Regions from separate parts of the Homo sapiens genome. Here all the other regions are linked to region 5. Evidence: chromatin contacts called from ENCODE Hi-C or POLR2A ChIA-PET data. All regions are on one chromosome and are shown on one strand. The core of a region is the stretch at or near the end of the contact, and the rest is flanking DNA. Distances in the headings are between cores, read along the strand shown.

Region 1 (3,622 bases), core at 14-2,513, 1.7 Mb before region 5:
GTTCTCAGGGCCCAGCCAGTGTCCTGTTTTGTATTCTGCAATGTCTAGAAGTTATTAAAAAGGCATGAAGGCTTTGCAAAAAAACAGCTTGAGGAAGTCATAACCTTTCTAAGCCTCAGTCTTCTCAGAGAATTGGGCTAGATTATCTAAGCTCCTTTTAACTCTTCAACTCAAGAAACGCTTGCTGAAAGTGTTCCCTTGGCTGCCGATCACCTTCAAATTCCAGCTCAAAACCCCCTTTGGAAGGCATTCCCTAACTAATCCCTCCCTACAGACTACCCTGCTCACTGAGCCTTGAGATTTAGAAATTCAGTGAATACCGAAGTAATTATCAGCAGATTGGCATACCGTTGGTCAAGGGGAAAAGCACTTGATGTGAGTAGGTAGCAGGATGGAATGAAAAGAGCATCTAGAGTCAAACTGTAAAGTGCTACTCCAACGTAAGGTGATAGTACTAATTTTACAGATTAAATGCATACCAAAGTTAGTGCTAGAAAGAGCGCCAGCAGGAAGCAAAGCGAACTTTTAAAGGGCTGTTTAGTTCACTGGGCTCTCTCCTTCGCCACTCGATGCGCCCCTTAACCACAGAAAGTGGGAACAACGGGGTGGTCCAGGGCCCTTTACTCACAGCCCAGCAGGCAGGATTCTCCTACACCTTTTGAGCAGCCTCGCATTTCACTCAGTGTGCGCCATCCTTGGATATACCTTGGCCCCTACTCCCGTCCGTGAACACGGGAATGAGATTTACGGAATGAGATTAAATGCTGGACTAGGTCTTCTTCCTGCCCGGGCCAGGGGCGGACACTAGCGCCCCCTGACCCCCGCCACCCCCTCCTCGGCAAGTTTATTACCCACAGTCTCCCGACCGCACCGTCCAGACCCCGGGGCAGCTCAGCCCGTCGCCTCCCCCGGCGCTCCGAGCCTGGCCCGGCCTCTCCCAGGCCCCGGCCCCCCAGGCCCGCCGCTCCGCCCAGCCCGGGCCCCGCGCACCTTGCTCTTCACCTCCATAGTGCCCAGGCAGCCGCTGCCCGCCCCGTGCCGGTGGCTGCGGTTCATGCTGAACGCCGAGCCCCGCGACGGCCTCCTCCGGCCGGGCGGCCCCTCAGGAGCGCGGGGAGCGAGTGCGCGACTGGGGATCTCGGAAAGCGGTTGCGGCCCGGGCGCCTCCTCACAGGCACCTGCAGAGGGGGCGGCCGCAGCTCCGGCGTCCGCGCTGAGCTCCACTCCACCAGCTGCTCACACGGCGGGACCGAGGGTCGGACTGGTGGCGCGGCAGGCGGGGAAGCAGCTCCCTCCCTCCGGGCCCCGGCGGCGACGGCGACAGCGCTGGAGGAGAGGAGGGGGCGGAGCGGAGGCCACAAGCGCCGCAACCTCTCCCTCTGCCGCCTCCCCCGCGAGCCCGCGCGCGCGCACCCGAGCGGACCACAGCCGCGGCGCGTGCGCGCGCTCACCTGCAGCCCCCGAAGATGCCGCAATCCCTCGCGTTCCGCCCACACCCAATAGAAAGCGCGCACCTGCGCCCGCGGCGCCAACCAATCGATACACGCCTCGCGCGGTGCGTGGGCGGGCTGCCTCCTCAAAACCCCGCCTACCACCGCACGATTGGTCCTGCGCTACGAGGGAGGGGCGGGATCACCTGAAGCCATGGCCCTCCGCCCCGCTTCAGGCCGGAGAGCCAGAAGGCGCATGCGCGGGTGCTGGAGTTTCCGCCCCGGGAAGGCACGCGGGGAGGCCGGCCGGAAGCGCGAGCGCACCTGAAGAAGGGCTCGGCTGGGTGGGCCTTTTGCGCACGCGCGAGCGCGCGCCTGGTTGCCCGGCTCCGCCGGGGCTCGCGCCGCTTAGCGCGCGCCAGTCACACGCACGGTCCAGGGGATTGGATGCGCCGCCCGTCCGGTTGCCGAGGCGCTGCGGGGCTATTCGGTTCCAGCCGGGCCCCCTTCCCGCTTCCACTTTGGGATGCTGCAGCCCCCAACGACGCCCCTCCACCGCCCCTTATCGTTGCTTAGGCGTCCCGCTGCAACTCTTGGTTGCAAAATTCAAGTTTTCCCGCCTCTGCAGCGGTTGCTGGGGGAGAAGCTTAGGGCTCTCTTGGCTTCATTTTGTCCGAAGAGACTCTGCACGCCTTAAGTCCGTCAGGTCGAGAGGGAAGGAAAGTGGGCTGAGGCGCGGGAAGGCTCCTTGCAGGCCCAGCCTCCCTGAGGATTTCTAGTCCAGTCTTTCAGGGCTTTTTTTTTTTTTCTTTAAAAGTCTTCCTTTTCCCTCCTCCCGCCATTCCTTGGCCATTCGCTGTTTCTACAAATGACAGCCTCTAGGTTGTGTTCGTTTCCCGGAGTGACCAAGCTGTGTCCCAGAGCAACAAAACGCTGAATCCTCCTCTCTGAACGTCCCAGAGCCCGGCCTCTCTTCACACAGACCCTGTGGGTCATGGGGAGGAGAGGAGAAGACTGAAGCTTTTGGCTGGAGGAGATTCCCAGGTCCCAAGGTCTCCCTGTGGGACCCGGGAATCCAAGAGCTGTTGAAACCTGCAAGCCAGGAAGGGGGCAGGGGAATGGAGGTGGAGGGGAAGGTCCAACCTGAGATTTGGCAAGAAGAGTGGTTAGGGTACCTTCCTCCCCTCATCTCCCTGCCCACCTCGGAGGCCTCCTAACACTTGTACCCCTGTTGCCCAGCACTTGTTACAAGTTACAGGTTTCCCATTTTTGTGTGCATCTGAGTTTTGTGAGTAATCTGCCACCAGCCTAGAATGAAAGCTCCCGAAGGCGCAGGGACGGCTTGTGCTTTGCTGGCATTGAGTGGCACAGAACCCGACTCCCAGCGGGTACTCAGATGGGTCTTTGCTGGGTGCTGCCACTGAGGGTGTCCCTTCTGCAGGCTCTTTGCCCCACTTGGGTTCAAAGGCGAGAAGCTCATTTTTTTCCCTCTGGAGGATTCAGGTAACCAGACGTTTTGTGGGAGGATTTAAGGTTTTTCTGGCCACCTGTGGCAGCACAGGTGGAAAGGACACCAATCCAAGCTGTATAATAAATAAGCAAGCTGCCTCCACCCCCTGTTTGAAAGCACATAGGAGGTGACTCAAGTTCAGCCGGAAATAAAGTGCATGTCAGGGCCTGTAACTCCCCTGTTTGGACTAGCACAGCAGTTCCCAACCTTTTTGTTTTCAAGACCCCTTTACACTATTAAAAATCATGGAGGACCCCAAAGTACTTTGTTTATGTGTAATGTCTTTCAATATTTATCTTAGAATTAAAACGGATGTGTCCAAAACATGGGAGTACACAAGCATGCATTCCAACAGTCATCAGAGTGATGATGTCATCACATGTCTTGTCCCTTCTGGAAAACTCCATTGTATACTCGTGAGACAATGGGAATGATGAGAACAAATGACATCTTAGTTTTGTGAAAGCAGTTTTGGCCTTGCAGAGACCCCCGTAAAGGGGTCTCAGGGACTCCCAGAGACCACACTCTGATCATGGCTGGACTAGATACCATGTCACCACCTTTAGAGAGCTCCGTTCTTAGGTCTCCTCCTCCTCTCCCTGATTGGCAAGGCCACACCCTGGGAGCAGCACCCCAGCTCTGTGTGAGTGAGTGTTGGGTGGTTGAGTTTTACTCCTGTTAT
Region 2 (3,282 bases), core at 515-3,014, 1.1 Mb before region 5:
TTGTATTTTTAGTAGAGACGAGGTTTCACCATGTTGACCAGGCTGGTCTGGAACTCCTGACCTCAGGTGATCTGCCCACCTCGGCCTCCCAAAGTGCTGGGATTACAGGTGTGAGCCACCATGCCCTGCCCTAGGGTGCAGATTTTAAGGAGTCACTCACCTGCAGCGCTGTGCAAGTGCGGAGTCAGGACCTGAGTGAAAGCCCCGTTAAATCTGACCACCCCATCCTCGTCCCTGCCCTGGGTGCAGAGCCTGGTGCACAGGGTGTCCAGGCATCCTGCTTTGCCCTGGAGAGCCCTGGTTTCCACTTGTCCTGGTGAGATTATAATAAGTCCCCTTTTAATCTGATGTGTGTCCTCATTAGGTGATAATTCTATGGTCGCTCAACTTGTAAAGTTTGTATTTTATCCAGAGGGAATGGGGAGCCACTGAAGGCTTTAGCTGGAGGGTGTTTTGAGCAGATGTTGGTCTATATGGAGAATGGGCCATAGGGGAGAGAATGGAAGCTGCTGGGGTCTTCCAAGTGGGAGATAAAGGCAGCTTGCCCTGAGTGGAGAAGTGAACGGAGTGGAGAGATGCAGAGTAGGCACTGCTATCAGACAAAGGTGATGAATTGGATGTGCTGGGTGAGGGCTTCCAGCTTCCTTGTCCCTCTATGTTTAGAGTCCTGGTCCTTCTGCCAGTATTTTGCTCTGTGACCTTAAGCCAGTCCCTTCACCTCTCTCAGCCTCAGTGTCTACATCCATATAAGGGCTTCTCAGACAATTTATAATAAAGGAGGAGTACCTTCTTGGGTTTATTTATTTGCAAAAATATTTCCCAAGGGCCTTTGCACAAGCTGTTCCCTCTACCTCCTCATTGTTACGGTCTCTGCTGAAATATGACCACCTTAGGAGGCCCTTCCTGACCATCCTCTGCTGCTCTTGTCTTGGTTTATCTCTACCCTATCAGAATTATAGTTTCCTGTTTATTTACTTGCTGTCTACGACTAGAATGTAAGTCCCTGAAAGCAGGGATTTGCTTCTTCAGAGATGTCTATCCATCCCCAGCGCCTAGCACAGTGTCTGGTACATAGTAGGTGCTTAATGTTTGTTTGTTTGGTTGAATGAATGAATGAACGAATGAATGAATGAATGAATGAATGAATTGGGTAGATGGTTAGCAAATGCTTTCCCTGCCACCTTAATGCCCCTAAATCATTTAGCTGCACCCACTCCAAGCCTTCTCTGGCCGGGGAGCATCAATCCTAGGAGCCAGATCATCTGACCTGGAGGGTGATGATTCAAAAAATTTGAACCTGGAGGTTAAAATTCTGCCTGTCTCTGCCACTTAACAGCTGAGTTTAGATAAATCGCTTGATCTCTCTCGGCTGCATTTTTCACATTAATTCTGACCTTGCGGAGATGTGGTGAGGATCTAGATAGGAACTAGACAGGAAAAAGCCCCAAGCGAATTCGGCGCTTTTGTTTGAAGCTATATTTTCTTTTTCTTTCACAATCGCGCCTTCCCAAGCCTAGTCACCCCTGCCCTTCTCACTAAGCACATCACAACCTCCCTCGCACCCGATGTGTGGGGACTTGCAGGTTGCTGGGCCCTCGAGCACGCAGATATTTCCTTTCTCTAAAAGGGAAGGAAAAGAGCCTTCCAGGCCACGGGTCGTGCAGGTCTCCGGGGCGGGCGTCAGCGGCGGCGTATGTGCGTGCGCGCGCGCCTGCGCATCAGGGCCGGGGGACGGGTAAGGGGGGGGTGAAGAAGGGGCCGGCCTTCAAGCAAGAGCGACGCAAGATGGCAGCCACCACGGGCTCGGGTGAGCGGGGGCGCCGGGCCCGGCCGGCCGAGGGGGCATGGGCTTGGGCCGGGGGCCGGGGACCCTCAAAGCCTCCTGCAGCGGAGCCAGGGTCCCCGCGCCGCCTCTGTCTGCTGGGCTCCGCGGCAGCCACCGGCGCGGCCTGACCGGGGGAGGAGGAGCAGGCGGTGGCCGGAAGCACGGGCGGGGGGCTGAGGGGCCTGTGGGCGGCGCGGCGAGGCCCTGAGGCTCCCCCGGGAGGCGTGAGGGCCCTCTGTGCTGTCTGGGGGAGCCGGAGTGGGCGAGGAGCGAGCTCCGAGGCACTCCTGAGGATACCGGGGCTGGCGACTCTTAAGGGGCGATCTAGAGGTCCCCTAGAGGAGGCGCCCCACAGCGGATGGAAGTCCCATACTGGGTGCCAGGGGTGCGGCTGAGAGGGGCCTTGGGATGTCTGGAGGGGACATCAGAGAAGCCCTTCAGGCTGGATGGAAGAAACGGGATCCTGAGGGGGTGACTTGAGAGGATCCCCTATCGGTTGAGGGAACGGCTCCGGCGTTAGTTTTAGAGATGGGGTTAGCTGAGGAAATAGCTATGTTGACTAGAAAGGAGGAGCCTTGGAGCAGCTGCTTTTGGGGAGAATGAAGGGGGTCTCCGCATGATAAGTGAGAGGAGGGAAAAGGATTCAGATGCCAGAGGGACCTAATAGCGGTGATAGTGAAATGACCCCATCATTACCAGTCTCCTGTTCGAGGATACAGATGGATTGCTTCAAGTTAGGTTTCAGGGGACAAGGTCCGAGTGGGGCAGTTGGTGGAAGCCTCTGATATTGGATGAGGGAGAACAGATGAATTGGGAGCCCCGAGGATGTCTCTTTGGGAGTGGGGATTCAACTGAGGGAAGCCCCTGAAATGAGGGAGTGGAAAAGGTCGGGTTCCGGAGATGTTTCCTGTAAAGGAGAAAAGTCTCCTCTTTTTGAATTGAGTGAGGGAAGCATATCCTAGAAGTGTCTCTTCTGTGGAGACGCTCACTCTCATCGACTCCTTTAATAATTGGGACAGATATGTGGGTTCAGCTCAGAAGTTCCCCACTGGCTGATGGGAGTAGGGAGGTGAATAGATGAAATGGGAACTCTTGGGTGAGGCTGCACCCTCAGGTGCCTGGCAGTGAAGTTGGCCAAGGAGGTTCTCTCAGATGGGGTGAAAATGGGTTACCTCTCTGATGGAGGAAGCAAACAGGGCCACAGTGTTCCCCACTGTGGGGCTGCAGGGACACCAGCCTGAGTACAGCAATCATTGGCATATTTAAGGCCACAGCAGCGGCAGTGTTGGGAAGGAATTGGTGATCCATGGGAAATAGGGTGAGGGGAATTCTTTATAAATGTTGCTACTCTGCGGTCTCAAGGAGCCATACTTGCCTGATGGTTGGGGTGGGAATAAAAGAAATTGAATGTGGGGGATCTGACTGAAGTGACCCACCACAAGCTGCTGCCTTTTGAG
Region 3 (3,165 bases), core at 248-2,747, 1.9 Mb before region 5:
TAAGAAAAACTAAACTTAAACTTACTTTGCTTATTTCATATTAGTTTTTATCTGTCTTCTGCAGTGTGTAATTAGATTCTTTAGTTTTCTGAATCAAATGCTTTGCCCCAACCCCTTTTTCCACGACTTTTTTCAGCTGTTTTCCCTTGAAATACTGACTTGGCTTTTAAAGATACATTTTATCACAATTGCAGAAATGTGTTGTATAAAAGTTTGTTAAACAGGGCTAACTGAAGTCTTAGATGTTGAACAGCTATGTGTAACCACAATTTATACTACTTGCAGCGAACTCAGATTATTTTCGGATGTTAAGTATGGCTTGAAACTATGTTAACTTGAAATGTAAAGAAACAGCAAAAGACAGGTGTATTTACCTAAAGATCACATATTAAGGAAACAGGCTTGGTTAATTCCTCACTATTGACATCTATTACTTGTCAATACATTTAACCAACCAATGATACTTTAAATCATAATGTTACTTTGAACAACCTACTTTAAAAGGTTGGTTCAAAAATGTTGAGGAGATAATGTATTGGTTGGGATTGACCTAAATTTACAAAGCAACCATGTGCTGTCTTATGCTACCCAGATTGTGGGAGCACCAAAAGCTATGTCCCTAGGACTACAAAGTGTGTTGTTTAAGGATCTTGCAGAGAGCCAATGCCCCTATTGGCAACATCACTTCTCATCCTTAAGTTTCACCAGTTGGGTGGCCTCAAGGCACTAGGATTCCCATTTTTTTTTTTATTCAGGTCAGAGAAGAGTCCATCACTGTGACTGGGAAGAATGTCAAGTCACAGGGTAACGGCGGACCTTAATAAAATCTCGGCCCCTCTGCACCGAATACCCCACCAGGAAGGGCTAAGGCATCCATGGGGTTGTGTCTCATCTCAAGTCGCTGTGTGAAGCACGAGGCCCTCACACCTCATTTAAGGCAGGAGGCGTCAGGGGCGACCGGCCAGGTGTCCCGGCGCCTTCCCGCCGCTTCTCAGCCGTGGAAGCGCGGGCATCTGAGCACGTGGAGCCGCCCCAGGCCGCCCCGCACACCCCTCCCGCCAGATGTAGTCCAGGCCCAGCTGGGCCCGCGCAGGGATCCCCAGCACGGCCACCTGACTGAGTGCTGGGCGTGCTGCGGCCCGCTGCTTCTGCCTCCGCCGCCGGCGCTGCGGCCAGAGGAAGGCGCCCGCCGAGCACACGGGCCCCGGGAGCGCACTGCGGCCATTATCCGCGGCGCCTCCTAGTGGGTCAATGGCAAATCCGCCTGGTTCTCGCGAGAGCTCCCCCCTCAGTGGGGATTATATAATTTCCCTCAAGCGGGGGTGGGGGTGCTGAGAGCACCCTCCCTCAGGAAAAGTTAGGTGCAAGCAGGGGTGGGAGTAAGAGGAACCCCCCCTGGGGAAAAGGGGGTTAGGGGTGCTGTCCCCACTGCCCCCCCCTATTTAGCTGGACAATGAGTCCTCTTATGCTAATGAGGCACTTACGTCACTTCCGCTCTTTCTCGGCCGCCATTTTGGCTAGGGCAGGTTCGGGGACTCGGTCCGAGGCGCTTGTATTGTCTGCTGAGGGGAGACGCGGGATCAGCCCCCTCCCCCGCCCGTTGCCGCCGCCGCCTCCGCCGGCCCGGTCTCCCCTCCGCCGCCCGCCGGGATCCATGAGCTGAACTCCCGCCCCCCCCCCCCCGGCCGCCGCCATCTTGTGCCCCCTCCCCCTCCCGCAGGCAGCGCTAAGGGGGATTTTGGCGTCTTCTCAGACACAGCTCCCTCTCTCGGTCCCCGCTGCTGAGGAGCGAGAGGAGCGCGGCCGCCGCCGCCCGCGCCGGTGAAGCCGCCTCTCCCACACCCTCCGTCTCCTCCCTCCGCCCCTCCTTTGTCTGCACCGCTCGACGACGCCGCCGCCGCCCGCCGCTCTGCTGCGCCCGCCGCGCCCCCCGGCAGCACCCGCGGCCGCGGCGCGAGCCGGAGTCCGCCGAGCCGGAGCGCGACGAGGCCCCGGGCGCGCCCTCCCCGCTGCCGCCACCGCCGTGCCGCCGCCATCCGCCCGCCGCCGCCGCCGCTGTCCGGCCCCCGAGCACGCCGGCCCCGCGCGCGCCTCGAGGCCGAGTCAAGGTAAGCCCGGCGCCGCCGCGCGCGGACCCGCGGCCCTGCCCTGCCTGGCTTCCCGACCCCGGCCCGCGCGGCCGCCAGTGCAGCCTGGCCCCGGGCGCGGGCGCATTGTTGTTCGCATCGCCGCCCTCCAGCCGCACACACGCTCCTTTGCACACCCCGGCGCCGACGGGTCCCCCGTCCCGGCACGGACCGCTACCCGACTCTGCTCCGGAGGTCCAGGCGCCTCCTCCTGCAGCCCGACCCCCTTCTCCGCCCTGTGAGCCCACCGAGGCCAGCACTCTGCCTGGCCGCCCGGAGCTTTTGCAGCTAAGGGCATCTCCCCCAGCCAGAACCGAGCTTCTCCCATCCTGGAACTAATCCCGTCCGCCCCCCACCCCCAAAAGGAGCCCCCCCACGCACACCCCCATGCCTTGAACCAGCCTTCTGCCAGGTCTGCCCACCCTTACCTGGGGGAGGGGGGACGGGGTTGGGGGGGGCGGGGAGCATGCATGGCATGGAGTGAGTCTTTGCCTCCCCTGTGCAATCCTTCTTCCCCAACCTGCCAGCTTTCCTCTTATCCTGACCACAGTTCACCACCATCCCTTTTCCCCAATCTCAGCTGCCTGGTCAGCACCTCTTTCGAACATTCTGAGCCCCAACTTTGCAGTAAGGTGGTAGAAAATGGAAATCCAGAGAGCTGCAAAAAGATTTTTTTTTAATGTAATGAATGGGGAGTAGTTTTGTGAACACACTCGTATTCACCTCTTCTTTCCTCTGGGAGGCCTGCCTGCCTTCCCCTCCCCCCCAACCTTGATCCCTGTCTGCTGGAAAAGGCGCGATTGCTTCTCTTCCTCTTCTGCCCAAGACCAAGACTCTAGGTCTGATATCCTTTTTAGCCACACACACACACCCCCCACACACGAAGTCTTCTTAATCTTCTTGAATTTACCAGTTACTCTGGACACTTCTTGCCATAACCCCATTTCACAGACAAAGGCTTAGGAGGGAAAAAGAACCAAACTGTTTCTGTGTTTGTCATGTTAATGATGTCCATCCCCACACACCCAGTTCCCATCCC
Region 4 (3,294 bases), core at 378-2,877, 1.5 Mb before region 5:
TGTAAATCCACATGAAAATCAAGGCTGCCAAAAAAAAAGGCTTTTGTTAGTCAAGCATACCAAAGAACTGCTTAAACCTTTTTTCCTTTCTAAGCGGAGCTCAAAATAGATTTTAATACTACAGCTGATGGATCTCACAATTTGCCTTTTGAGCCTATAAGCTGAAAACAGAATCATCTGCTGTCTCCCTTTACACAAGTAACAAAATCTCTCTATTCTGTATATCGCTTATTTAAGATACTGTGCAAGTGTGGTTTTAGTTAATCTTAACAACCCCCGCAATGACATTTAATTGGGAGTATGTATCTTATTCAGCTGCTTGTGAAAGGAAGAGCTCTTTGTGTTTTTAACTACTTGTTTTATAGATATATGAGAAACCCTCCTTTCCTAACTTTTTAACACACAAGGAGATGACTCCTAAGACAAGGTCATCTCTGCCACGACCAAAGACTAAGCTGCTCATTGAGGAAAGATGCTATTTTAGAGAGGGTTAAAACGTTAACCTTCCTGAGTCCCTGCCTGAAAGAATAATATCATGGCCCCAATGGAGTGGGTACCGCAGGCCTCCTGGCTAGAAGGTTCTTTAGCCCCATATTCTCACGGCTTTCTGCTCCTCTTGGTTCAGCTCACAAAGCAAATGTCTCCTCCTTTGACAGGCCTTCCCTGATCCCCTTCTCTAAGACAGCCGGCCTTCTATGCAGTCACCCTGTACCCCGTTAGGAAGTCGTTCTCTTCACAGCACCTGTCACTATCTGAAATTATTTGCTTTTGTGTTTGATTGCCCTATTCGACTCTAGGCCCCACTAAGGCTAGGATCTTGCCTGTCCTGATTAGCAAACACCACCTCCAATGCCTAAGCGGTGCCTAGCACAGAATAAGCTTGCCAACTCCTATCCAATAAATGAATGAACAGAAAGGGGAAAGGGGACTGTCATCTCTGGGACTCGACGCACACTGAGACTAGGGGAAAGGAAATGTGAAGGAGGGACGGGGGGAGTAACCTTTTCCCCCAGGGAGACAAAGGAAGAGAGTCTGAGGTGGTCCACTCCAGAAAAGGAAATAGTGGGGGTGCTAAATCACCCCAGGGGACAAAGAGTGGACAGGCAGGGGGCGGGGTCGGGGTGCGAGGGATTCGCGTTGAGAGCACAGACCGGCGGTCCCCCGGCTTGAGAGATCACCCGAGCTGGAGAACAGAAGGGAGGTGGGGGATCGAAGGGGGCTCCGACGCTGCGGCGAGAAACACGCCCGCCCCGGGGACAAAGGGTGGGGGGACGCAGTGCGTCGCTGTCCCATCGAATCCTCAAGCAGTAGGAGCGAGGCAGAGGGCAAGACCCAGAGGGAGTCTGGGGCCTGGAGGTCTGAGGGGATGTTCAAGCGGCCTAAGCGAAGGGCCCGCCACGCTCCGGGGCGCTCCCGCACCTGGTAAATGGCCGCCCAGCTCCCGGACTTGTCGATCTGCTCGAACTCCTTTTCCATCTCCATGACGGGCCAGGGCGGCTGCTGCGCCTCCTTCTCGGCCCACTGCGCCGTCTGCCGCTCTAGGCCGCGTCGCGCTCTTAGCCCCGAGGCCCGCTGCAATCCCCGACCCCTGCAGCTACCGCCGCCCTAGCCGCTGCTGCTTCTTCATGTCAACCGGCAGCCGGAACTACGCATCACGCCTGCCAGGGGCTCCGCCCCTGAAGCAGAAGGACCAATCAGCGATCGAGAATTTCGACAAGCACTTCCGCGGGGAGGAGCCGGGGGCGGTGCTAGGGGAAGTGGCCCCAGCACCGCGAGATATCTAATAGCGCGCGTTCCCTCCTCCGCTTTGGGGCTCTGGGCTCGGGCGCGGCGCGCGCCTGTTGCCTAGGCGACCCCGGGAGCCCCGCCCACGGCGCGTGGGCTCTCCAGGCCCGGGAGGGCATTGAGTTCCAGCCCCGACCCGGCCCGTTGAGTCACAGAGTGAGTGGCCTTAAAGTAGTCATGCACCTCCTTTCCTGCAGGGCCTGGGCCCCAGCCTCAGTAATCCAAGCTGGAGTATGGGAGGAGGGCACCGTGCTCTATTTCCTGCCTCCCAGCTCTGGCCAGATGTCTGCCCTTTTTTCATGAAACTCAGGAGTATCATGTTTCACTACGCTGCTGGGGAAGCCCACTGCTCTCTAAGGGTAGTGTCCCTGTCTGAAACGCAGAATTTCCACTTGGGTGCTGCAGGAATGAATGGATGGGGATGGAATGATTTTCAGTGTTTCCCGAAGTATCAAGGAACTCCTGCTCAGACTGAACTAAGCAGAGCACAAATTCCATGGTGCATTATGTTAAATAAAAATCATAGGAGCCCAGGCGCGGTGGCTTACATCTGTAATCCCAGCACTTTGGGAGGCAGAGGCAGGCGGATGTCTTGAGGCCAGGAGTTCCAGACCAGCCTGGGTAACAGAATCAGACCTCGTCACTACTAAAAGTTAAAAAATTAGCCGGTGTGGTGGGGCCCAGCTGCTGGGGAGGCTGAGGCAGGAAGATCACCTGAGCCCAGGAGGTGGAAGCTGCAGTGAGCTGTTTTGGCGCCACTGCACTCCACCTTGGGTGGCAGAGAGAGACCCTGTCTTGAAAAAAAAGGGCTGGGTGTGGTGGCTCACACCTGTAATCCCAGCACTTTGGGAGACCGACGCAGGTGGATCACCTGAGGTCAAGAGTCCGAGACCAGCCTGACCAACATGGTGAAACTCGGTTTCTGCTAAAAAAAAAAAAAAAAAAAAAAATTAGCCGGGCGTGGTGGCGCATGCCTGTAATCCCAGCTACTTGGGAGGCTGAGGCAGGAGAATCGCTTGAACCCTGGAGGCAGAGGTTGCAGTGAGCCAAGATAGCTCCACTGCACTCCAGCCTGGGCAACAAGAGCGAAACAAACAAACAAAAAAAGTTCTGGCATTAGGGTCTCAACAGACTAGACTAAAAATCAAAATGGAGTCACTCATGCTAAAGTTCTACATCATCAGACTGATAACCTTTCACAAAATCAGAAGAGAGATACACACCCTGATTTCCCAAGCAGACCGTTTTAATCAACATAATGAAGTTCCCTTTGCTTTAATCCTTACAACAAAAAGTAACCTGAAGTAACCCGATGCGACCAATCAGTTATTTCTCTCTTGTTCTGTTTCCCTGTTCCTGCCTTACAAGGAAAGTAACTTTGAAATGACCAATCTGCTTTTTGTTCTTTGTTTCTGCTTTTTTCAGCCCTTTTCTGTCTATAAAACCAACCTCCTCTGCTCAGCTCATTGGGACACTTGTGCTATTTTGAGGAATGAAGTCTTGCCCGAT
Region 5 (3,603 bases), core at 831-3,330:
CAGAGATTAAGTGGATGCTCAATAAAGTTATTAAATGAATAAAGAAACAAATTAATTCCAAAACTAGAGCACTGCTCTTGCATCCATCCAATCCTGTCCCAGACCCCAACCAGCAGAAGTAATCAGAAGGGGAGAGAGACTTCCCTTGCACTGATGGTAAGAAGTGAAAGATAAAGGGTTGTAGGAGCGGAGAGACGAGGTCCATTAGGATCCTCTGAAAGCATGTCAAAAAAAAAAAAAAAAAAGAGAGAGACACACACAGAGAAAGGCCAAAGATATGACTATGTGGGCCCAAGGTGAGAAAAAGAGCAATTGGTGGAATCCAAGACTAAAGGGTCCCCTTCTGTGCCTCCAAGGAAGAATAATACTTGTGCATCTACCATGTGGCAAGCACAGGTGGGATGGCACCCACCAGGGAGAGAGAAGTAAGCAAGACAGACAAGGTCCTTGCTCTCAAACAGCTTACATTCTAGCAGTTGAGAAAGATAACAAGTAAGCAATAAGTAAGTGTTAGTAAATGCTATGAAGTAACTAAAACCAGGTGATGTTGATGGAGAGCCATGGGAGAAAGGTCCTAGACAGGTTGATTAGACAGCCTGATCAACATGGTGAAACCCCGTCTCTAATAAAAATACAAAAATTAGCCGGGTGTGGTGGCGTGTAGTCTCAGACCTGTAGTCTCAGCTATTCGGGAGGCTGAGGCAGGAGAATCGCTTGAATCCGGGAGGCGGAGGTTGCAGTGAGTCGAGATCGCGCCACTGCACTCCAGCCTGGGAGGCAGAGCGAGACTCTCTCTCTCAAAAAAAAAAAAAAAAAAAAAAAAAAAAGAAAAGAGAAAAGAAAAAGAAAAAGAAAACAAAAGAAGAGGTTGGTTAGGGGAGGCCTAAGGTGAGGGAAACTTGGGAGAGGCGGCCTGCCTTGCAAAAATGTTGGTACTTCCCCAGCAAACAAAAGGCATGTGCAAATAATTTTAAATCGGAATAACCCTGGAATATGGAAGAAACAGAAAGCCACACTGGCTAAGGAGAAAGATGGGTGGGAGAGATGAATAAACAACCGTCAGCTCCCAGGGAACCTTTGTAAACCACGGTAAATAACTCAGCGCATCCTCAAAGCCACTTTCCGAGGTAGATTCTGTTATTAACCCCATTTTGCAGCTAAGGAAATGGAGGCTCAGTGAGATGAGGTGACCAGCCTCAAGTTACACCCCTAACGAGAGGCTACGTCTGGAATGAACCCAGGCGATCTAATTCCAAAGTCTATGCTCCGAACCACCACAGCACAGCGTTTCTCCCAAAACGAGGGAACCCTCCCCCAACCCGCGTTACAGGGGATTTCTATGTCCCGGGTGTACCGACTAGAATTCTCACAAACAATTCAGCAAAGTGAGATCACGATGCCCGTTTTACAGTCAGGGATACAAGTACAGAGGTTAGAGAAGGGTGAGTTCGGGGGCTTCACTAGAGTTAGGGCAAGGGACGACGCGAGGCAGCCGCAGCTCCACGCGCCCGCAGTCCCCGCCCGGGCAGGCCTCGCCGCCGCACACTCAGCTCGCGCGGCTAGCAGCCACCGTCGCAGAGAATGGACATGCGAGCGCGACCAATAAGGAGCGGCCTTCCCGAGCGGAGAGGCGGCGGCGCAGCCAATCAGCGCCGTGATGGAGAGGAAAGGGCGGGCAATCCGCAGGCTCGCGTTAGGCCGCGCCTCAGTTGCCCTCAGCCCTCACAGGCCCTGGGGTCGCCGCACCTGGGCCAGAGACCTAGGATGCCGCGAGGCGCGGCAAGCGCTCCCTAGGGAAGCCGAAGACCTTGCCTGAGCGCACCACCCGAACCCCGGGCCCACATTCCGCTCTCGCCCAGAGGCGCGGTTCTCACTCCCTAGCGCTCGTTAGTACCGGGAGCGCCTCATCCCTTCCTCAGCTGGGCCCCAAGAGCCACTCTGGTAGGCCGTGCACGCCCCGCGCCTCACCTCGTGGGGATACAGAAACGGAGGAGGGAACCCCAGCCGCGGACCGTAGCTGGCACTACCCGCTCCTGCCGCCGCTCCGCCTCACATTCAAACCCCGGCAAAATGGCGCGACAGCGAGCCTGAGGCCAGAGCGCATGAGCGAGCGGCCCGCTGCAGGGGGCGGGGCCAGGAATGCTCTGGCCCCACCCAAGTTCGAAGGGCCAATCGGGGCCCCGCTCTGTTTCTGCGCTGATCTCACAAGTGACAATGCTCTTTGGCTCTGACCATGCCAGCAGGCTTCACGGTTCTCGTTTTCCAAAGAGGAACACAGATTCAGCGAGCGGCTGCTGGCTTCTGACCCATTTTGATGTCAGGGCTTGGCACGTAGGAGGTGTTCAATGTTGATCGATCCAAGGTCGTGCACATAGGGTCTAAGACGGAAGAGAACTTCCTGCCCCTCTTGGAGCTTCTATTTTAGAGGGAGACACGGCCAGACAGGTCTCGAACTCCTGGCCTCAAGTGATCCGCACACCTTGGCCTCCCAAAATGCTGGGATTCCAGGCGTGAGCCACCGCGCCTGGCCTGGTATGTAAGTTTTGGTACTCTTATTACAGCCCACAAACCATATGGGATCTGGCCCCTGCCAGCCTGCCTGCCCTCATCACCTTCCGCTTCCCTCCTCTCCTCACCCTCACTCAGCTCCGCCACCCCACCTTCTTCCTGTTCCTCTAAGCTCCAAGCTTATTTCCACTTTAGAGCATTTATACTTGCTGTTCCCTGTGCTGGGATGTTCTAGATTCCTGAATGATTGGCTCCTTCTTTACATTTAGGTTCCAGCTCAAATGTCACCTCCACAAAAGAGGCCTATCTGAAATTGCCCACTCACCACCACCCAGCACACAAATTAGGGTTGCCAGGTTTAGCAAATAAAATGCAGGCTGCCCAGGTCAATGTAAATTTTAGAAAAAAATTTATAATTTTCTAGTATAAATACTGTGTAGGACATATTTATACTTAAAAATCATGCATTGCTTATCTGAAATTCACATTGAACTGGGTGCCCAGTGTTTGATCTGGTAAGCCTAGTTCCATGATATCATTATGGTATTTATCACTCTCCAACTAATTGTCTCTTCTTTATTTTGTTCCTCCTTCCGCTTCTCCCCTCCTAAACCCCTGCCCTCCTCCCCATCCATAACCTAAGGGATTCTATACAGCAAGGGCTTTTCTTTTTTTTTTTTTTTTTTAAAGACAGAGTCTTGCTCTGTCGCCCAGGCTGGAGGGCTGGAGTGCAGTGGTGCTGTCACAGCTCACTGCAACCTCTGCCTCCCAGGTTCAAGCAATTTTCCTGACTCAGCCCCCCAAGTTACTGGGACTACAGGTGCCCGCCACCATGCCCCGCTGATTTTTGTATTTTTAGTAGACACGGGGTTTCACCATATTGGCCAGGCTGATCTTGAACTCCTGACCTTGTGATCCGCCAGCCTTGGCCTCCCAAAGTGCTGGGATTACAGGCATGAGCCACCACGCCTGGCCAGGGCTTTTTTTTTTTTTTTTTTTTTCTTTTAAGAGGCAGGGTCTTGCTCTGTCACCCAGGCTGCAGTGCAATGGCACAATCATAGCTCATTGCAACCTCGACCTCCTAGGCTAAAGCAA

What was found. Hi-C counts contacts between places; a loop is a spot of excess contacts on that map. ChIA-PET counts read pairs that join two places held with the same protein, here RNA polymerase II (POLR2A). Pooled maps may share reads with other maps.
Region 1: a loop to region 5 is called in a pooled map, with 12 times the contacts of the local background. The contact joins the promoter of PARD6B here to the promoter of CSE1L in region 5. A Hi-C loop is called at or near these places in 1 of 168 maps with a recorded cell type or tissue (B cell) and 7 of 50 pooled maps. POLR2A ChIA-PET finds 5 or more read pairs at or near these places in 1 of 52 experiments (GM10248).
Region 2: a map of B cell shows a loop between it and region 5 (32-fold over the local background). The contact joins the promoter of UBE2V1 here to the promoter of CSE1L in region 5. A Hi-C loop is called at or near these places in 3 of 168 maps with a recorded cell type or tissue (B cell, CD4-positive, alpha-beta memory T cell and CD8-positive, alpha-beta T cell) and 9 of 50 pooled maps.
Region 3: a pooled map shows a loop between it and region 5 (8-fold over the local background). The contact joins the promoter of ADNP here to the promoter of CSE1L in region 5. A Hi-C loop is called at or near these places in 5 of 50 pooled maps.
Region 4: a map of ascending aorta shows a loop between it and region 5 (9-fold over the local background). The contact joins the promoter of PTPN1 here to the promoter of CSE1L in region 5. A Hi-C loop is called at or near these places in 1 of 168 maps with a recorded cell type or tissue (ascending aorta) and 6 of 50 pooled maps. POLR2A ChIA-PET finds 5 or more read pairs at or near these places in 1 of 52 experiments (T-cell).

Annotation. Positions count from the first base shown.
Region 1 is chr20:50,729,221-50,732,842 of GRCh38, reverse strand. It overlaps PARD6B (par-6 family cell polarity regulator beta), which reads right to left and starts at 1,263. Exons shown (of 3, transcript NM_032521.3): 1 at 991-1,263. The coding sequence starts at 1,056. RefSeq lists silencers at 821-1,610, 1,711-1,920 and enhancers at 2,111-2,160, 3,113-3,622.
Region 2 is chr20:50,111,632-50,114,913 of GRCh38, reverse strand. UBE2V1 (ubiquitin conjugating enzyme E2 V1) reads left to right here and starts at 1,764. Exons shown (of 4, transcript NM_001032288.3): 1 at 1,764-1,807. The coding sequence starts at 1,786. The region is part of intron 5 of PEDS1-UBE2V1 (PEDS1-UBE2V1 readthrough); the gene reads left to right. RefSeq lists enhancers at 845-1,412, 1,417-1,526 and a silencer at 1,697-2,236.
Region 3 is chr20:50,929,769-50,932,933 of GRCh38, reverse strand. It overlaps ADNP (activity dependent neuroprotector homeobox), which reads left to right and starts at 1,497. Exons shown (of 6, transcript NM_001282531.3): 1 at 1,497-2,108. It overlaps ADNP-AS1 (ADNP antisense RNA 1), which reads right to left and starts at 1,950. Exons shown (of 3, transcript NR_110009.1): 1 at 1,880-1,950; 2 at 1,485-1,559. RefSeq lists silencers at 1,009-1,188, 1,052-1,239, 1,539-1,758, 1,909-1,958, 2,099-2,278 and enhancers at 1,339-1,458, 1,878-2,668.
Region 4 is chr20:50,508,716-50,512,009 of GRCh38, reverse strand. PTPN1 (protein tyrosine phosphatase non-receptor type 1) reads right to left here and starts at 1,627. Exons shown (of 10, transcript NM_002827.4): 1 at 1,420-1,627. The coding sequence starts at 1,482. RefSeq lists enhancers at 1,554-1,653, 1,866-2,453 and a silencer at 1,764-1,993.
Region 5 is chr20:49,044,789-49,048,391 of GRCh38, reverse strand. It overlaps CSE1L (chromosome segregation 1 like), which reads right to left and starts at 2,080. Exons shown (of 25, transcript NM_001316.4): 1 at 1,969-2,080. It overlaps CSE1L-DT (CSE1L divergent transcript), which reads left to right and starts at 2,336. Exons shown (of 2, transcript NR_110625.1): 1 at 2,336-2,532. RefSeq lists enhancers at 1,082-1,722, 1,688-1,757, 2,308-2,457.